Regions from separate parts of the Mus musculus genome. Here region 1 is linked to region 2. Evidence: chromatin loops called from intact Hi-C (ENCODE). Cell type or tissue: left cerebral cortex. All regions are shown on one strand. Each heading gives the region's core, and the rest is flanking DNA. Links, peaks and the distances in the headings are about the cores only.

What was found. Peaks named below come from ENCODE experiments on the same cell type or tissue, not always from the same donor. Only the 100,000 strongest peaks of a DNase experiment are listed, where the experiment ranks them.
Region 1: a loop joins it to region 2, with 8 times the contacts of the local background. A loop is called at or near these places in 3 of 42 quality-filtered maps.

The regions. Positions count from the first base shown.
Region 1 is chr6:40,614,960-40,620,339 of GRCm38, reverse strand. No RefSeq gene overlaps it. Among named protein-coding and RNA genes, the nearest start is that of Tas2r138, 4.3 kb to the right of the region's middle. In left cerebral cortex, for the core only: a CTCF peak has its summit at 2,171 (motif pointing left); a DNase peak (open chromatin) is centred at 2,170.
Region 2 is chr6:40,479,643-40,485,022 of GRCm38, reverse strand. It overlaps a transcript of Ssbp1 not described here. Among named protein-coding and RNA genes, the nearest start is that of Tas2r137, 8.9 kb to the left of the region's middle. In left cerebral cortex, for the core only: a CTCF peak has its summit at 5,115 (motif pointing left); DNase peaks (open chromatin) are centred at 2,505 and 5,086.

The sequences.
Region 1 (5,380 bases), core at 141-5,140, 140 kb before region 2:
CTATACCTCTCTTGGGCATATAGCCAAAAGATGTTCCACCATACCACAAGGAGCACACTCCACTATGTTCATAGAAGCCTTGTTTGTAATAGCCAGAAGCTGGAAACAACCTAGATGTCCCTCAACAGAAGAATGGCTACAGAAAATGTGGTTCATTTACACAATGGAATATTATTCAGCCATTAAAAATGAGGACATCATGAATTCTGGAGGAAAATGAATGGAGCTAGAAAATATCATCCTGAGCAAGGTAACCCAGTCTCAAAAGGACATGCATGGTATGTAATAATGGCTAAGTTAAAAACTCAAGTGACAGCACATGCTGACAAGGATGTGGAGAACAAGAACACTCCTCCATTACTGGTGGGATTGCAAACTGGTACAACCACTCTGGAAATCAGTCTGGAGCTTCCTCAGAAAATTGGAACTAAGTGATAAGTGGATATTAGCTAAAAAGTACAGGTGAAACTTACAGACCGTATAAAGTTTAACAAGCAGTAAGGTCCAAGTGAGGATGCTTCAATCCCACATAGAAGGAGGAACAAAATAATCACTGGAGGAAGTGGAAAGGGACCAGATGGGAGAGGGGAGGAGGAGAGAAAAGGGGGGCAGGATCAGGTATGGGGGGAGACAGGAGAGAAGCCCAGAGAACCAGGAACATGAATGGAAATATGCAGCTGTGGGGAGTTGGAGGTGGGGAGAACCTCTAGAAAGTCCCAGAGACCTGGGATGTGAGAGGCTCCCAGGACTCAGTGGGGATGTCAATGGGGATGATCTTAGCCTAAATGCCCAACACGGGGAAGATGGAATCTGAAGAGGCCACCTCCAGTGGATAGACAGGGGTACCAGTGGAGAGATATGGCCACCCACCCATCTTCAAAATTTTTGACCCAAATTTGTTCCTGTCTAAAGGAAACTCAGGGAGAAAGATGGGGCAGAGACTGAAGGAAAGGACATCCAGTGACTGGCCCAACTTGGGATCCATCCCATGAACAGGCACCAAACCCTGACACTATTGCTGATGGCATCTTGTGTTTGCAAATAGGAGCCTAGCATGGCTGTCCTCTTAGAGACTCTACCAGTACCTAACTGTGACAGATGCAGATACTTCCAGCCAACCATTGGACTGATGTTGGGGACCCCTATGGAAGAGTTAGGGGAAGGGTTGAAGGAGCTGAAAGAAATGGCAACCCCATAGGAAGACCAACAGTATCACCTAACCCAGACACCTTAGAGCTCACAGAGACTAAGCCACCAACCAAAGAGCATGGGCTGGGCGCCTTCTAAATGGCTACACAACAGGTTAGTTCCTAACCTATTTGTTAGTTCCTAACAGAAGTCTGAATTCAGCTACGGCAGCACGGCAGCACTACATCCATTGTGTAAACAGAAGGGTGACAGCTAAGAAGGTCATCCAGAAGAGGCGATAAAAAAAGACCTCATCCCAGATCTGTCTGAAGGAAATCTGCAGATTTTTCCTTTCAGTGTCTTATTTTACTAATATCTATGCTGACCTTGTATGAAGACAAACATGTTGCTTCAGTAAGTCTGGTGAGATTCTCCTGTTTTTTTTTTTTTTTTTTCCTTAGCCATAATAATGGTCTCTTGAAGAGAAATGAACCTACCCAGATTCAGCTTTTCCAACTCTCCTGAGCATTGAGTTGGCATTGAGTTGGACTATCTCTCTCCTTCCTCTACCTCCCTGAGGTTGTTTCCCAATAGCTTGTTTGCCATCTCAACAGATAGTCTGCACCCAAGCCCCTCTCTCTCTCTCTCTCTCTCTCTATATATATATATATATATAAAGTGGACTGAGAGCAAAGAATTCTGCCAGACTTCCTCACCTATCAAGGCAGGGCATCCTTCTCACTTTGAAAAGGAATACCAATACTGAATCTTAGCTTCTCACATTTGTGTTTGGTGACTTTGGCCAAGATTTTTGATCATTTGATCTTTCTGAAGCCTCTGCTGTCTCATTAGCAAATTATAAGTAGAATTTGCAAGGAAATTTGAAATTAGAGAAAATTGAATGTACCATAATACATTAAGTGGAGTCTAAAGTTTCAGTTAGTTAAAATATGGGAGCATATTATGACTGTACTAAAAATAAATGCCTGGGGCAAGCGCTCAGGACCAGAAAACTGGGAATTCTAGAAGTCACAGTGGTTTGGCGCCACCTAGTGGGACTCAACAATGTTAGAGGGACTTTGAGCCTGGCTCCCTGCAATGGGGAATATCTTGGCAAGTGGAAGGATTATGAACTACTTTTTTGTTTTGTTTTGTTTTGTTTGTTTCAGTTTGGTTTTTTGCTTTGTTTTGTTTTTTGCCTTTCAAACTTGTAATTAAAATGTATAAAACAGTGTATAAGTTAGGTAAATCAAATACATAGATTGAATAAATACATAATATATTTTATTTAAAATGGCATTAAAGGTAAAATGATATTTTACTTATCTCAAATTATCTATTTTTCACAATAATTTATTTTTTGTTAACGTTACATCCTGATGGCAGCACCCCCTCCCCCCCTTCCTTTCCCTAGCAGAGATTCTTACTAATGGCTGAATATGGAGGCTGAAGTGGTCACCTTCTGTAGCCAGGCAGGGCTTTCAGTGGACTGAGGGGAACATCAACCCACCCACAAAACCTTCAATCCAAAAGTTGTCCTGCCTTCAAGATGCACAGGCATAAATATGGAGCAGAGATTGAGGTTGAGGGACCGACTCACCAATAATTGCCCCAACTTGAGACCCACCCCAGGGGAAGAGAGTCAACCCCTGACACTATTAATGATACTCTGCTATGCTAGAACACCGGAGCCTAGCATAACTGTATCCTGTGAGGCTTCATCCAGCAGCAGATGAAAACAAATGCAGAGATCCACAGGCAAACATCAGGCAGAACTTGGGAAGTCGTGTAGAAGAGTGGGGGGATAGAATTCAGCAAGCCGGGGAGGGGGATGTCAAGGATACCACAAGAAGACCTACAGAGTCAACTAACCTGGGTCCAGGGGGGAGCTCACAGAGACTGACCCACCAACCAAAGAACATGCATATGATGAACCAGATGTACAACTTGGTCTTCATGTGAGTCCCCTAACAATTAGAGAGCAAGGGCTGTCTTTGACTCTGTTGCCTGCCACTGGATCCCATTCTCCTAACTGGACTGCCTGGTTAAGCCTCAATTGGAAAGAATGTGCTTAGCCCTGCTGGAACCAAATGTCTCTGTGTGAGGTGGTATCCAATGGAGGCTTCCCCTTCTCTGAGGAGAATGGGAGGGGTAATGGGGGAAAGGGTTTGTAAGGGAGAGGCTGGGATGAGAAGATTATGAACTCCTAATTTTAGTTCTTTGTAATATGTGATATATATATATGGAAATTGTGATTAGAACAGGAAATGGGAATTAACTAGTCATTTTAGGAGCAGGATTTCTATTGAGGGCTACTAGTGAAAAGCTATGTCTTCCTGGTCAAAAGAATGAAATTTATGTCTGGCCTAAACTACACAAAACATACGCTAATGTAGCTACACCTGTCAGCTACCTAGTAGACAGCAGTTCCTGGGAAGGCCGACTTGCGTCCTGTTACCAGAAGAGGCTGGAGGAAGAATTATTTCCATAATAATATGATGTGCCTTCTCTTCCCTACCCAGATTCAGTGTCAGCAGCTTATGGAGCTATAACCATGTAGTTGTGTTAAGCCTGACTGCTTTTCTAACTCAGAAATCTGTAACCATTTTTTTTCTCCTCTTTTCTTCTCCTTCTCCCTCTCCCTCTCCCTCTCCCTCTCCCTCTCCCTCTCCCTCTCCCTCTCCCTCCCCCTCCCCCTCTCCCTCCCCCTCCCCCTCCCCCTCCCCCTGTCCCCTGTCCCCTCCTTCCTCCTTCTCCTCCTCCTCCTCCTCCTCCTCCTCCTCCTCCTCCTCCTTCTTCTTCTTCTTCTTCTTCTCTTCACTCTTTTTCGTTTTCTTTTCTTTTTATTTATTCATTTTTCTTAGATACTGGCTGTGGACTGGGCCTGCTTCCCTGGACACTCTGAGCTTACCTACTCTTGTCATCTGTAGCTATTCACCACTACCATCTTCTACCATGTGCTAACAAAGGGCATAGTTTTCTCTTCCTCTTCTTCAGCTTCCTTAATGCCACAGCTCCCTGTTCGAGGGATTTTCTTTTAAATGTAATAAAATTGTCCTCAAGCTTCCTCCTGAGTCTGTTCTTACTCTCTTATTAAAGAGACTAACAATAAGAGGGGATCCCAATTTCCAGTGGTATCATGTGGTACCCCAGGTAGTATTGTGTCCTCATAACAACAGAGATGCAGAGGTTCATTCCCAGTATTCACACTTGCTGAGAGATGGTATTCCACTTTTCTCATGAGTATGACCCAAGCCATACTACATCTGCCTGACCCTAGGAAAATGACTGAAGCTTATCTCCATGTGTGGATGGGGACAAGTTGGGAAGAGAACCAGTCACTAACCATTTTATATTTTAACTCACACAAAAGCCAAAGAAGTCATGTTGACCCCCTGCATACCCTGAACTCTTCCCTCCAACCTCACTTCTGCTACAGGCTAGCCCAGCTCCCTCATTTTATAAAACAACCTCTTTTCCTCTATTCCCCTTGAAGTGCTGTTCTCTGCCTTTCCTGCTTTTCACCATGGATACCCTTTCTCCTTCAGGATGCCACCACCCAGTCTGTTTACTACCAATGGTCTATCGTTTTAAGATCAAATTGTTTCTTTCAGGTATGTTTACAATCTGTGAAATTTGATCATTCCCTCTAAGTAAAATGACCTTTTCCAGTAAGGAAAGGTTCTGTTTACATATGAACAGCAGTTTCCATATAGTCTCCATTGGCTTGTTTTCTCTGGGCTTTACTGTGACTTTCCTGACCTCTCTTCACCTCTGCCCCATTGATTTAATTATTTTGTTGTTCTTGTTGTTTTGTTTTGTTTTGTTTTGTTTTGTTTTTCAAGACAGGGTTTCTCTGTATAGCCCTGGCTGTCCTGGAGCTCACTTTGTAGACTAGGCTGGCCTCGAACTCACAAATCCACCTGCCTCTGCCTCCCAAGTGCTGGGATTAAAGGCGTGTGCCACCATGCTCAGCTGATTTAATTCTTTTTTATTAGGTATTTATTTACATTTCAAATGTTACCCCTCCTTCCAAGTTTCTCCTCCACAAACCCCCTACCCCTTCCTCCCTTCTGTTTCCATGAGGAGGCTCCTCCACCCACCCACCAACTCCCACTTCACCACTTAGCATTGGGCTTTCACAAGACCAAGGGCCTTCCCTCCCATTGATGCCAGATCCAGCAATCCTCAGCTACATATGCATCTGGAGCCATGGGTCCCTCCATGTGTACTCTTTGGTTGGTGGTTTAGT
Region 2 (5,380 bases), core at 205-5,204:
TTTCCTTCCTTGCTGGCCCTCACCATCCTAAATTATGAGTTTTTTTTAACATAGGGGGCCTGTTAAAAGACCTATATGTAGGCATGTATTGCTGCATTGTATACAGCAGGTGCCCAACTACCTGAAGTTTAAAATACCCATTATAGGTAGACACAAAAGATTTAAAACAACCATATTATACCACCAATGTGAAGTGGTCAGTTATTCCTTGAAGTTAGTAACAATAAAGCCAAATAATAAACTACCCTAAGTTAACATACTCACAAGTCGCACATGAGACTTCCTAAGTAGTTGAAGAACATGCCTTATTTAAAATACCTATAAAGTAGCAGAGTTTTTATTTACAATTTTATGTCACAAATATTATATTTATTGTGTTTTTCAAAGCAGGTCTATGAGGTAGGTACAACTATCCTTGTTTCACCCAAGAAAAACAAAACAACCGAGAGCAGAGAAAATGAAGTGGCTTATATTCAGCTGGTAAGGAGACCTGAGTTGCTTGACTGCATAGCCTTACCTTTGACTTTACTACTAGAGATTATTACCCTTTTGCTTTTTCTTTTAAAACAAGACACTAAGTAGAGAAAGTAGATATAGCCTGAAGGGTGATATAGTTGTTATACACTCTTATAGCAAAATAAATCCCTGTGGTCTAAAACACAGCAGCAAGCAAATAACTGAAGTTCTTTTAATAAGCTAAAAATGATGCTTCAATAACCATGGAAGTTACCCACTATTATACTAGGTAAAGCTATGAGGAAACAAAGAGGAAAACTGAGATATGAGAACAAACTTCAGTTCTACTGGTGTCAAGTAGTGAGCTTGAAAACTTCCTGAGCAGTCCTGACAATTTCAGTGCTTGGTTGGTCAACAGTGGAACCAGGAGACACAGTGAAGTTACTTTGATTGTCAGAAGCCAGTAGAGGAACTATGACTTGTTTTCCTACAGGATCACCAACAGAGACCAGGAGGTAGAGTATTTCCTTCACTTGTGAGCCTCTCCCTAACTGAAACCTATCATTTATTTCTAGTATATTAAGAAGCACCCTATATGGGGCATTCCAGTTTAACACTGGGTGGCTGGAGCTACATCTGGCCAGTGGAATATAAGTGTCAATGGAAGAAAGCTAAAAGTTCACATACCTGCATTCAAAGTCCCACTGTATGGCTTGGACATTGTTTTAACCTTTTTGTTTCTGAATTTCATCTGTAAAATGATACTGTCACTTTCTTCTTGGAAAAGTTACATGAGACAATAATATGATGTGTTTAGCACAATACTTGACTCATCCAATGGACGAAGGAGGCTCAGTCATTACTACACTGATGGCCACTGTCTCAGTTGTTTCCCTTTAACTTACTAACCCGAGAGAGCACTGCTCCTTTGCTATATTTGTCTTGCTGCTACTCCCACTAGTCTTCACAGCACATAATGCAAAGCCTGAAAGAAAGTAAGAAAGATGATCCGACTCTCATTTCCATGTCAATATTTCCATGCCAATGAATGAGCAGGACAGTACAATGTCACTGTGCTAGGCTGAGCTAACGAGGGGCATTGGGGTAATCTGAGTAGATGAGAAACTGATTTTAAGAATTAAGTGGTCTCTTTTGTGAACAAGGGAAATTTTCTCAATAATTTTCTTACCCAGCTATTAAGCTTAGCTTATATAACTTGATGAGCAATAACCAATCTCCCTGAACAGCCTCAGAAACAATGTGTTTGGTGTTTGAGGTTGTATGAGTTAATCATCCAGTCTGAGAATTGTAGTGGAAGTGATCAGTGGTTTTCACACTGGCCCATCTTTGAAATGCAGCCTTCAGAGCCATGCACACACTATTAACGGGTGAGTGAAGACACAGTACACAAGTATAAGATGCTAAAGTGCATATGGCCAGGGGTATGTACAGAAGGAAAGCTTTCTTCATCACTCCAGTGTATGAAGTAGCACTGGCTGCAGGATGAGCAGGAGCAATGCTCTGTGACTTAGAAAAGAGCCCCCCCCCATCTTAAAATACACTTTCTGTTCTTAAAAGCATGCACGAGAAGTATAAACAATCTACACACAATACCCCTATAGAAAATCAAAGCATTTGCCATTTCTCTTTCAGCCTTTTAAAGCATATATATCCTCCTTACTTTTGAAACATAATTTTTAAAAAATTGGATACTATGACACATACTGTTTGACATGTTTTCTCCTACTTTTCTATGTAGTCATCTTTCCATTTAATATAGAATAAAATCTCAACGAACTTGCAGGGCATTTTTAAGCCCCAATATAATCACATCAAAAACAGAAGTTTCAAGACCCCAAACTTGAATTACAAGTCCCTAGAGTGTCTTAGTGCTGTTAGCTTCTACAGGTCTACTCAGTGCCGGGTGAAGCTGGGAGCAGTGAGGTTTCTCAGCAGATGGGGCTGCATGTGATTAGGCTCCAGCAGATCTGACTGGCTTGGAATCGGCTGACATCACAAGGAAGGCAGAAGAGTCAGCCTGAGTGAAGTGCTGCTGCCTCCGCCTCTCAGCCTTTCTGAGTCACGGAGGGCAGGCAGTCTTTAGCTCCTGGAGACAATCCTGCAGACGCACTGCTCTACTTCTGCAGCCTACACTCAGGAGTGGCTTTGGCTTCCAGTTGGTTCCTGTACAGGATGAGATTTTTCCACCTCCACCTTGTTTAAATTTCACTCAGTTATACACATAGCCCCTCACAATGTTTAAAATTATGAAAGCTGAGAAAATGACATGAGAGTTGCTCAAACAGAACAGTGTCCTATCAGATCTAGGTGTAATCACAGGAAGATCTAGTATGTTGACCAATGATCCCAGTGGCAGAAAAAGTAGGCAGATAGGGAGGACAGCAACTCCTCTGTCTCTGGGTAAGGATGGGGTAAAGCTAAGGAACAAACGTTACTGTCAGGACAGAAAGGCCGTTCAGGTATACAGGAATCACTTTAGAAAGCAAGAGTCCATAACACTGAGCAGGGATCCGGAACTTCTTAGAGTCCAACATAATCTAAACTCTCAAGGCAAAGATCAAACACATAGGCTGAGCTGGGGAGCAGGGGCCGGAGGGGCAGCACGGAACAGACAGAATGAGGAATTTCAAACACTAAACACAGCAACAAACTTCTGGAAAGCTGCAGGCTGACTATGGATGGCTTATACAAAATTTAAAAGAAAAAAAGATATAAAAAACTGAGTTTATATACTCTTTATTGGTAAATTACTAGTAAATTTACAACAAAATTAACTAAATATATCCAGACTCTCTAGGGAGGCAAAGTCGAAGGTAAAAGATCTTTGAAGTAGGTACAGCTCAACGGGAGACGGCCTGCCTAACATGACCATAGGTTTAATCCCGAGCACCAGAGAAAGATCTTCATTTCCACCCTTAAGCATATAGAATAAACTCTGAAAAAAATAACACAGAGTGGTGTGGAAAGAAGGCCTTGACACCAGGACAAGAACTATGTCATCTGTAGTTATACTTCATTCAGGTCCTTAGTGCTGATAAAATCTCATAAAAATTACAGGAAAACTAACAAGAAACAAGATATGAAGGTGGGTTAATTCTACAACAGTTTAGAATGCTAACCAGTGTTCAGCAGTCTCCTTCAATTCAGGATCATTTCCCTGTCAGCACTTACTGGTGGCTCTTCCATGCCAACACAACTAAAGGTACATACAGGAACACCAAACAGAGTCACTACTTACCTACAGGTGTACAGAGATATGCAAAAACATCAGTGTTTACAACGATGACAGACAGACTCTTGACATAAGGCTCTAAGGTAACCAGTGGTGAAACACCACAGGGCAAGTGTGAAGCAGAAAGGGCTTTCCAGATGTATGCCTTGGCCCTGGCACACATAGGGAGCCTGAGAATGTATTACTTTGTACCTTTCTACAGAGAAACCACTCCTAAAAAAAAGCAAGCAATTGATAAGTGCCAAAATGACAGGCTTAATACACACACACACACACACACACTTAAGATATGTCAATCAAGAAAAATATAACCACTCATTTCATATAAAAAATTTAATTTTTATCTTTAAACTATAGACTATACATGATTTGCAAAGGAGACTGTACCAAACAATGATCAAAGACGAATCATCCGTTCTATGCCTTTTCTTTTGTCTGGTCACTCAGAAATATAATGTTATCTGGAAAGAAACCAAAGTGTTAAGAGTCACTTTCAGAATGCGGTCTTCATTTCATTGATAATTCCCGTCAACACAGAAGTCCTTTAGTGGTATTAAAAATTTCAAAATAAGTAACTTTTGTTGTGTTCATAAGAGGTACACAAGAGGCAATCAATCCAATAGAACAGGCTGCAACTGCTTGCCCAACAATTCAGACTTCAATACAGGATGAGACCATTAAGCTCTCCCCAGCAACATCGTGTAAACACTAGTAAGCCCACCCACACACAAGAGGATGAACACATTCCACATCTACATGCTGCAACCATGTAGCAAAGCCAGGAGCCACCTTACAACTTAGCAACTGTAACATTATTTGCTTTTAAAGGAAATAGATTCATCTTAAAGACTGAATTTCATATTCTGGCTGGGTGGTTGTATTGCATACTCTGAATCCCAGAATACAGGAGGCAAGAGAGGCAGATGGATCTCTAAGTTTAAGGCCAGCCTGATCTACAGAGCGAGTTCTAAGACAGCCAGGACTAAGCAGAGAAACCCTGCCTCAAAAAAAAAAAAAAAAAAAAAAAAAAAGGAAGGAAAAAAAACAGAATTTCATACTTATTTTAGGGAAAAGTTTTAAGTATTACAAAGCAAGCGTTTTTAATGCAAAAACAAAGTAGACATTGCTCTGATTATTTCCAAGAAAATTCGCTAAAAACAACCAAAGATAGAGGTTAAGTAGCATTTCTTGGATAACTCCAAACATTTTATATGTTTTAGGAGTAATGATCCCAAAGTGTAATGAAGTCTAAACTGGTGGCAAGCAGTTGCAGCATGTTCTATTGGATTGATTGATTGCCTCTTGCGGACCTCTCATGAATACAACAAAAGTTACTTAACTACAAAATTATCTAAAAGATAGTTAATAGTACAATTACTTCATGACTGTACAGGACTAGAATGGAAGCCAAGAGTGCCATCTACTGGTGTATTTTTGCTTTAAAAGTCAAATATGGCCCCCTAAGTGAAAAAGTACTATACAAAAAAAGAGAAAAATGGAAGGAGTCAATATTAAAAAAAAAAAAAAAAAGAATGAAAACAAAATAATAACAACAGAAAATAATTTAGGATGCTAAATATATTTCTAAACCACTCTATATTTGCTGTGTTTGCAATGTGAGAAAGAGGACTTACTCTTTAGATTATATTAATATACAATAAGTTACAGGTA